Linked DNA regions of Homo sapiens: region 2 is linked to region 1. A link is a contact called in ENCODE Hi-C or POLR2A ChIA-PET data. All regions are on one chromosome and are shown on one strand. Each heading gives the region's core, a stretch centred on a gene start or an enhancer-like site at or near the end of the contact. The rest is flanking DNA. Distances are from core to core; before and after follow the strand shown.

Evidence for each region. A loop is a pair of places that touch in the nucleus more often than their neighbours do. ChIA-PET counts read pairs that join two places held with the same protein, here RNA polymerase II (POLR2A). Pooled maps may share reads with other maps.
Region 2: a loop to region 1 is called in a map of psoas muscle, with 5 times the contacts of the local background. The contact joins two enhancer-like sites. A Hi-C loop is called at or near these places in 1 of 168 maps with a recorded cell type or tissue (psoas muscle), 2 of 37 single-sample maps with no recorded cell type and 5 of 50 pooled maps. POLR2A ChIA-PET finds 5 or more read pairs at or near these places in 4 of 52 experiments (A673, AG04450, CD8-positive, alpha-beta memory T cell and 1 more).

What each region holds. Positions count from the first base shown.
Region 1 is chr11:115,166,368-115,170,867 of GRCh38, reverse strand. It overlaps CADM1 (cell adhesion molecule 1), which reads left to right. Exons shown (of 12, transcript NM_001301043.2): 12 at 1-1,632. Among named protein-coding and RNA genes, the nearest start is that of CADM1-AS1, 230 kb to the left of the region's middle. Within about 2 kb of position 2,552, at least 6 of the 41 ENCODE cell types and tissues checked have a DNase peak (open chromatin) inside an H3K27ac peak, as active enhancers do.
Region 2 is chr11:115,220,046-115,224,545 of GRCh38, reverse strand. The region is part of intron 5 of CADM1 (cell adhesion molecule 1); the gene reads left to right. Among named protein-coding and RNA genes, the nearest start is that of CADM1-AS1, 170 kb to the left of the region's middle. RefSeq lists an enhancer at 1,198-2,006. Within about 2 kb of position 1,970, at least 6 of the 41 ENCODE cell types and tissues checked have a DNase peak (open chromatin) inside an H3K27ac peak, as active enhancers do.

The DNA of each region.
Region 1 (4,500 bases), core at 1,303-3,802:
GAAGGGACAAGCCAGCCAGTCCTGAGTTTAGAGCGATTGGCCCTATCATTCTCAAGGACCCACTGGAATAGTATCAGGGAATATCATTTTGGGTAATGGCCAAGCAAAGCCTTAGTATTGCTATCATATATTGTGAGGGGCCTTCAGAATGCAATATGGCCTCTTTTAAAAATGCAAACTATAGTCCTTGCCTTATCTGTGTTTATCTCAAAATGTTGAAATGTGCCTCTAATAGGAACTGCAGGATTCAGTCCCCCCCCACCACCCCCCACCCAACACTCACATCATTACACATGAGCATCCCTGAACTGAGACCTGAAAGCAAGAATCTTCTCTGTTTTCAGGTGTTCCAAACCTCAGCTTCCAGCCTCTTCAGTACACAGGAAACTTTGTTTCATTTTTATGTTTTTATTTATTTTTTTCATTCCCAAAAAACATAAAATGTCTACTGCCCCTGGTGGTCAGTGCTGGGAAATACAACTCGAGCCTTGCCTATTGAAATGCAGAATGTATTCCAACAAGGAACCTGACATTGTCTACTGCTTTTTCTCTCACACACATGCACACCTACCTGCGCCTCCCATTTTACTCCCTCCTAATCCTTCGAAGTGTTGATCTGGGGAAGGTGAGAACCACTACTGAGGGGCAAATCAACCGGTTCTCTGGGCCCGGGACTTCAGCTGCCCTCCAGACGTGCACAGGCTCACAGTCATATTTCAGACGTGACCGCCTCAAATCTTCCTTAAGTGCTATCTTCTCAGGTTAATTAATCACCAGGCTTAAACTTGCTGTTACCAGCAGGAAGTCCATCCTGAAGTCAGCAATGTTACGATTGCATCTTCTAATACTGTTTATCCTGCATTAGTGTTTACTTAGGGGGAAAATTGATCCGTAATTGATATTTCAGTCTTCCAGAGCTGGTGTTGGAAGAGCCTAATGCAGGCCTTTAATAGCAAGCAAATATTTAAATCCCTTAATGGTTGCTGAATATTGAAATGTGTGACTTTATTACTCTTTTTGGTTTGTTTTCTCTGTAGTTGTGTATTTCATCGTTTAAACCTGCAATGGATGCTGGCAAGTGCAAGTCTAGCTAATCCACAAAAGCTGTTTGCCCAGACACAGCAGACCTGATTAAAAAGTATTGCTATGGAAGGGAATCTTCTGCACTAATCAGTCTCTGTTAGCTAGTGACGAAATTACTATCCATCTCTCTCTCTTTCTCTTTCTCTCCCTCTCTCTAGGCCTGTTTTCTCTAACCTCCTCTCCCAGAATAAAGTGATGAGGGCAGCTATAGTGTTGCAATTAGGAACATGAATCTTTTATCGTTTGGACAAGGAAGGGAAAATGCCATTACTGTCAACTGAAATGTCCTACTTGGGTTTTTTGCTCCTACTTCCCTGCCAAAGCCCATTGCTGCTGCTGAAATTGTATAACATTCACAGCTGTTCTTGATGGCTTGATTCTTAACACAGCCAGAAATGTAGCCCGGGAGATGCTTAAGACAGTTTATGGAAAATAATAGATTTCCTTGCAGAGACACCAATGCATCGAGAAGGGCCTTGAGTCACGTTAGCCCCAGCCAAGATCACCAATTTTCTCTCTATCTGGCTTCAGTTACAAAGGCTATGCCTTAAAAAAAAAAAAAAAAAAAAAAAAAAAAATGCAGACCCTTTTGAATTCTCTGTGTTTTCCTGGTTGGTTTCCATCAGCACCCACAAGTCCCTGGCTATGGCACCTTTTGTCTCACCACTCACCTGCAGCAGCCGTGAGACCCAAAAAGAAGCCTACAGAAGTGGAAATAAAAGGATGCTACTGAGGGGAGAAGAAGAACTCCCAGGAAAGCCACCCGATGAGAGCTGAGACTAGGTCTACCACCAGCTGGGTGCTCCAGAGACAGACGGCTACGTTGGAGGCCACCCCTACAGTCCCAGCACATGGGTGGGGTCCTTCCCTCCCTGTGTGGCATCCCCGCGTGGCCATCAGGAATGTCAAGAAGTGGTGTAGTTAGTTCCACTATCCTCATCACTGTGCCCTGACCACTCTCAGCCCCAGCCCTTAGTTAGGAACTTCTGGGATTGGCACTCCCTTTGGCAGGTAAAAGGGAGTGGCTTCACAGTCACAAACATTGGGAAGGATGCAAGAATGAAACAGCAAACAGTGCCTCACAAGTTTGCAGCTTTCAGACTGTTTCTGCAAAAGCATGTCAAAAGCCATGTGTCTCTGCCCCACCGTGTCTCCCCAGTCGTGCCTGGAAGTAAAGGTTGGAAGATACAGGCTGGCAGGCAACGGCCAGCTCTCTCTCCCTTTCACTCTAGTATCACCCGCAGACACCCCCAGCGAGTGCCACCACTCCCCCACTGTTTTCATTCTCAGCTTCTCCTAAATGGAAACCATTAATCATACTAAATTGTGCAATGATTCCGTGATAGGGAGAATGCTGATGGCAAAAATCATTCTCCTTTGTTGTGCCAGGCAGGCAAAAGGCAGAAGTATTAGCTCGTCGCCCTGCCTGGCTCCTTGCAAATGCTGACCATGTGTTTGCCTACGCAGCTGCCTCTATGCACACAGCTTATTTTAGCACTGGTCTAAGGCATGCCAACTGTTGACAGAAAACAAGGCCACCTCTTCCTTAGTCCCAGGACTGCCAGGAAGACTGTAACTGCTGGTGCTCCCTGAAGTCTCTCCCATCTCAAGGTCCCCATATCAGAGGTAGGGGTGATACAGGACTCGTGGGCAAAACCCAAGGTGGTCTCAGATGGGGTGAGCTGGTGGGGTAAGCCGTGCCCCCCATGCAGTTCTGCCAACTGGATTGCAGAAGAAGCCAGGTGTGGGTACCAAGGAGGCTTTTTGCCTTTCAGAATTTGATGTCTGCTTCACTTTCGACAAGGCTCTTTGTAAGCCACCCCTTCTGAATTAGAATCATTTTCCAAAAGCTCTTAAGCTATGATTAATGCCAGGGCTGTTTTTAACAATCATCCTGCCAGTCTTAAGCTGTAGTCATTTTCAATAATTTGGAGTGCTCAAAGGCAAGCCAGGAGTTTGTTGACAACAAAACCCGTAAGAGCACAGCCAGGCAGCCACAAAAGATGGAAAAGCAAAGGGACCATTTGGGCTTAGCTGGCTTTCTGCTCCCAGAGTTTCACCACTAAAAGTTTGATTGAACACTCACAGTGCGTTAAGGATCCAACTGTGAACATGGCTGGGCCAGAGGGCTGCCAGGCTGGCTTTTGTGTGAACAAACAAGCAGTGTGTTTGGAGGGCTCCGGGTTTATTTATGGACATGTGTGGTTCATTCATGCCATCCCCAAACCAGAGTGTCCTCATTTGTCTCCCCTCTGCCAACATGGAAGACCAAGAAAGAAATGCAGTTGCTTTTCTTTGGGGCTGTTTACCTCCCATGAATGCCGAGCAAGTCTCTGGCCAAGATGTGGGAATCCTGCTCTGTAGATGGCCCCGGCCATTTCCCCAGCCATGTGTGTTAAACTAGTGTTCTCTTTTTAATCTTGGCAATTTCATGGTAGAGTATCCATCTGTTTGAAAAGCCCAAACTGAAGGAAGCTACCGTTTGAAATGTCTGTGATTACAGATTTACTTAGACTCAGCTTCCGATAGCACTTATTTCTAGCTCATTACTTCCTCCGGAAGGAAAGGGTCAGCTCTGGGTGATGGGAGTTTAACCCAATGAATTTGGTGTGATGGATAGATATTTGTGTCTCCACTCGACTCTGCCATCACACCAACTATTATGTAGGGTGTGTTGCCAGCCAGGGAGAACACAGATGCTTGAGTATAGCTGGGAGCTTTTATTAGCTAACTTCCAATAAACTCCCTTCAACCATGAATCACAGCAGAGCCTCCGCCCTGCACTCCACGTGGCCTTAGCAGTATCTATCACACCCCCTCCCTGTCTCTATTCACTTCAAGCCCCTTTCTTCTGAGGCAGAATGAACAGATTTCTAGTGTTGGGCTTCTAGAGCTGTGTTTCTGTCTTGGCTAGAGGGACCCGAAAGGAAACTCGTAACCTATCCGGACTCTGTGTCCCTACACCCAATAAGTGTTTGCTGGGTTTTCCCAGCAACTTTTCGGGGGAATCTTTGGGACATCATCCCCCCTAGCATGGCACCCGCTTTAGGATCCTGAGGCTTGGGGAAATGAAAAGCTTCCTCCAAACTTACTTCTTCCTTTATATTCCATCTGATTTAATAGCATGATCAGTCTCCCAAACTGGAAACCTGGGTTATTTGCCTCCAGTGGTTAGCAATTCCTGCCCATTGCCCCCCTAATGCTTATCAAACTTGACCTGAATGCATCATTTCCATGTCACTCACCTGGTCCAGGCCCTTTACCTTCAAACAAAAGAATGTGGCAGCCTCTGGACTGGCTTCCCCTCCTCCTTCCCCAGCCCCATCACCAGTCCCTCCCTTGCCAGGGAACCACTCCTGGTTAACCTTTGACTGCAGCCTAAATCCAAATCCTCACAATCTGCCATCAATTCAGTTT
Region 2 (4,500 bases), core at 721-3,220, 54 kb before region 1:
TTTGAGGGTTTTGTGTTTGTGCATATTTTAAAAAAAGAAAGAAAACTCAGAGATGAGTTTTGAAAAGAAGAATGAAAACAAAGACTCTAGAAATGGGTGCTTGAATGCCATGCCTGCTCTGATTATCATCTGACAGTTAATTGTATACGTGGGCATCATTTTCAAAATGAGTTTTATTGACTGAATGTAGCTAGGTATTTTATAAATCCATAGCCCTGTTCATCCAAGGTCCAGAGAAGGGTAGATTTTTTTTTTTCTTTCATTCCCTCAACTGGAGGAAAATTGGGCATTGAGGAGATGATCAAAACCTGTTCTTTATCTGTGCCAAAATAAATGTTTCTCTGGTATCGATAGTGCCCTGCATTGAAGGAGAGAGGAAAACCTGGAAATCAGAAAATCTTTCCTATTTGGAGTGGAGGATAACACTTAGTTCCCAAGAGCAGCTTCTATGTCAAATCCTCTCCCTCATCAATTCTGTTTCCAGGTTGTATTCTTCAGAGCATAATAGCTGGCGTTTTCAGATTTGGCCTGTTTCTCTCTGATCTCCAGTCTCTCTCTCTCTCTCTCTCTCTTTTTTTTTTTTTTTTAAACGGAATACGCTCTTCCTCCCACTCTCCCTTTTATTTTTTTTTTAAAGCAGTGAATTGAGTTTCAGGGAGGTTATTTTAGTATTTATGATTCCTTATGAGAAATAATCAAGGAATGAAGAACCCCGATTGAAGCTAATTTTTTAACCTATTATTTCTTTGTGTTAACACAGAGTAGTGTTGGTTCCAAGTTCCTGATATTATAAGGACTATAGATTGTTAGTGATACAATCTGCAGTACCAAAAGTGTCAAGAGGCTGAGTAACCAGTATTCAAAATACAAAGAGTGAGTGTTGGGCAAATACATCGTGAGCAAGACTGGAATAACCCTTAAGGGAAAAGCCTTTGCCTTTATACCTGCCTTCTGAATGCATACCCTGCAGAAAGAGGCCTGTTTTACTAAGAACCACCTCCTCTCATCTCACTGACCTTAATGTATTTGTAAAAGATGTGTCTGTGTGGCTGTGGACATTGAATACTTACATAGTGAAACCAGTCTTCTAATGCACATACTTCACTTAATGGTTTTTAACTCAAGGTTAAATTTTGATTGTGTGGAAGGTTAAATAGTTGTGAAGCTGGCATCTAAAAATCTAAAAGGAATGGTCAAACAACATCCTTTCTGATTTCCTGTAAGACACCACTTAGAGACACATCGGAAGTGCTAAATAAATGTATGGTGAAGTGGAAATATGTAAAGCAGAACACCTGGGCTGAACCTCTGATTTGGGCGGCTGGATTGACCTTCCAAAAGAAAAACAAAATTATATTCTGTGATGAGGACTAACGGGAACTCGTGATCTGATTTTATTTATTTTTTAATCAGTAGTAAAGGTGGAAGGAGAAGTCCATGCCCCAATGTTTCTTCACTTTCTCATTCACTTATTCCTTCATTCATTCATCCAGCAACTATGTCTTGAATGCTTACTGTGTGCCAGTCCCTGGCACCGTTCTAGTTACCAAGACTTCAAGAAACAGAACAAAACAAAACAAAAAAACCCCTCTCTTGTTACAGAGGGAAGATTCTTGTACAGAAAATCTTGCTATAGGGATTTTCTTGCCCAGTGTTTGCTTACAAATGATGAGAATTGCTTCCAAGACATGGAAGAATATTCTGTGAGTATGTACCCCCATTTAAAAAGCAGTGGGAACAAAGCTTTCTGCCACCACACCATGGGATCAAATTTGATTCTTTTTTGTAAACAGTAATTCTAATACCCACAAACCTACCTGAAAGTTGCAGCAAGAGAAGACTGCATTCTACTGTGGTATTGGTCTTACGTCAGTCCCACCAGATTTGACTCATCCCACTCACAATCGTTCAGCCCTCTTCAGGAAGCCCAGTTTCAGTACTATGAGTCATAACAACAGATGTAACAGCAGGAGGTTCTTCACCTTGCAAACAAACAAAATAAACGGCAGTGAAAATTATTCATGAATGTATTATGACAATAGAAAGCAAATATTTTGCAAGATGTTCTCTTTAACTCCTCTGAGAGCTCTGTGTGACTCCGTTCATTCACCAATCCCAGTCACCTGGCATTGCTAGACATTGCCCTCCTTTAGTTGCAAAGCTGTCCTCCCCCAACAATTTAGACAGCCATATTGTAGGGGTTGATTCTTGCTTTGAGCTCAAACAGCTTCTAACACTCACCAAATCTCAGGTTAATCTTTGCATTGTCGTTCTACTCCAAACTCCAATAATCCTCCATGATTGACAAAGACTCTTCAGTCAATGCTTCCTCACTTGAATGCACAGGGGCTGACCCAGACCCGCTACCCAGACATTCTGATATCATCTGTGCTCATGCTGCCCTTGAGTTCTCCCTGGTAGGACTTGAAACAATTAGCACTTGATCCACAAGCATCAAATCCCCATACTCCTTGGTGTTTCAGAATATTGGGTGAAATCTAAGTAAGAAACATGAAGAAGAGCCTGTGTCCCAAATGCAGTTGCAGAAACAGATTTGCACTCAAGCCCCTGGACCTAGTTGCATTGAGCACATCAAAGAAAATATGACACCTGCATTTCCTGATTTAGAAATTCTTAGGAAGAGAGGGAAGGTTGTGGGGACTCCAGGGATAATAGGTCTCCCGCTGGCATGTCTCCTGCCAGGGTATGAGGATGCCTTTTCCACTGACTCAGCTCTGCTCCTCTCTGCTACCCTGGAAGGGTGACATCCCAGTCATGAAGAAACTGCAAAGTACCTTTTTCTAAATAAAGGAATGCAAAGACCTGATACGTTAGTGTTTGGACCTACAGAGGAGACTGTGTCTTTTCATTTACATAGGAAACTGAAATACAGGTTCAGAATCTTGAGTTTCATCTTCTGAAAAGATCACAGAATGTGGTGCAAGGTCAGACTGGCATGAAATCAATTGTAATCTGCCAGCAACCCATTCCAACCTCTTTAAGAGTTTCCTTTTATATATTTTTTCCCTTTATAGAGAGAGCAAAGTACATTTAAAGAAAGTCTCATCAAATCAGAATGTCTTTCTAATATTATTTTTTTAATTGGTTGCTACTGTAGTGTGACCTAAAGCCTCCTGGTGTTTAACCCTCTGTGCAACTTTGACTAATGAACAAATTTGTCTGCTATAGCAGTCTTGCTAAATGTCTTTTACAGGGTTTAAAAAAATTCACAGTGTATTATGAAAACCTCAGATCCCTCGACCTAATTGATTGGCTGTTGATGATGCCATGTCTATAACTGTAATGTTCTTTAAGTGTACAGACCTAACTATTTTTCTTATTTTTATATAGCAGTTCCATTTTATAATGACATTAAGCCATTCTGAGTGATACATTTCTGGGCAGTTATTGCACTTGGGTAGAAAGTATCGTCTGGCTTTTGGCCTCATGCCTTACAACACCAACCGAGGCGTAAAATGATCCCCCAGAAAATGTACTAGGCTTTACCTCATTACTTAAAAATAAATCTTGGAGGCTGGTTCTGTTTCAGAAAAGGTTTGGTGGGTTATAACATTTGATTTATGAACATAATTAAAATATAAATGATGAGCTCTGGGCTATTCAATCAGCCATCTGGATTGTTTGGTATTTTGACATATTCATATCGTAGTTAGGCTCTTCAATGGAAAATTTAATGTCCCTTAGTTCTAGAGGTGCCAGTGGAATCCCAGGGTTTCTATTCCACCTGTTGAAAACGCTTAAGTTTCTCTTTCAGGACAAAGGAAGGGGAACAGAATTTATTTTTAAGTTTCCATCACCCAGGGATAGATCTCGGCACATAGACCTTCTATAATATTTGATTCCTAGGCTGGGCGAGAGGATAGCTCATCTGCCCGTGGTCAGATAATATGCCTATAAATACTGCATGTGTCAACAGAGGGGAACATTTTTCTGTATAATGCAGGCAAGACTAACGCTTACCTTTTCAGCCAGCTATTACGGTAACTGTGGCAGCTGTAGCCATAAGTAGATAGTAGATGTTTCTCCAGAACTTAAAGAGTAAATTGGGAAAATCAGTTATCAAAACTGAAGGTGTATTTTTTGTGATTTAGTAAATGGTTTTTAAAATAAATTTTGGGTATAACAAATCCTTAGCTTGTTCTTCCCAATTTATGTGAATAATTGGCAACTGATAAACAGCTCATTAGGAACATAAAAAAGCATTTAACTAAAACTCAGTGGTACTGAAGAAGCAGGGTGGATTAAGTTTTTCAACACTGTCTTTATTATTGATGGAAGTTGAGCATGTAAAATCCTTAGTGCACTATGCTGAAAAATATGCCCTCTCTGTTTGCTTGTAAATTACATTAAGGAAAAAAGAAGAAAAACAAAATCCTTCCACATAGGCCAGCAAGCATTCTGCTTCTTCTTAATTAATGGCCAAAGTCAGCAGTGCATGAAAAACGTAGCCTTTCTGTAGATCAGAGATTAACCTATAAG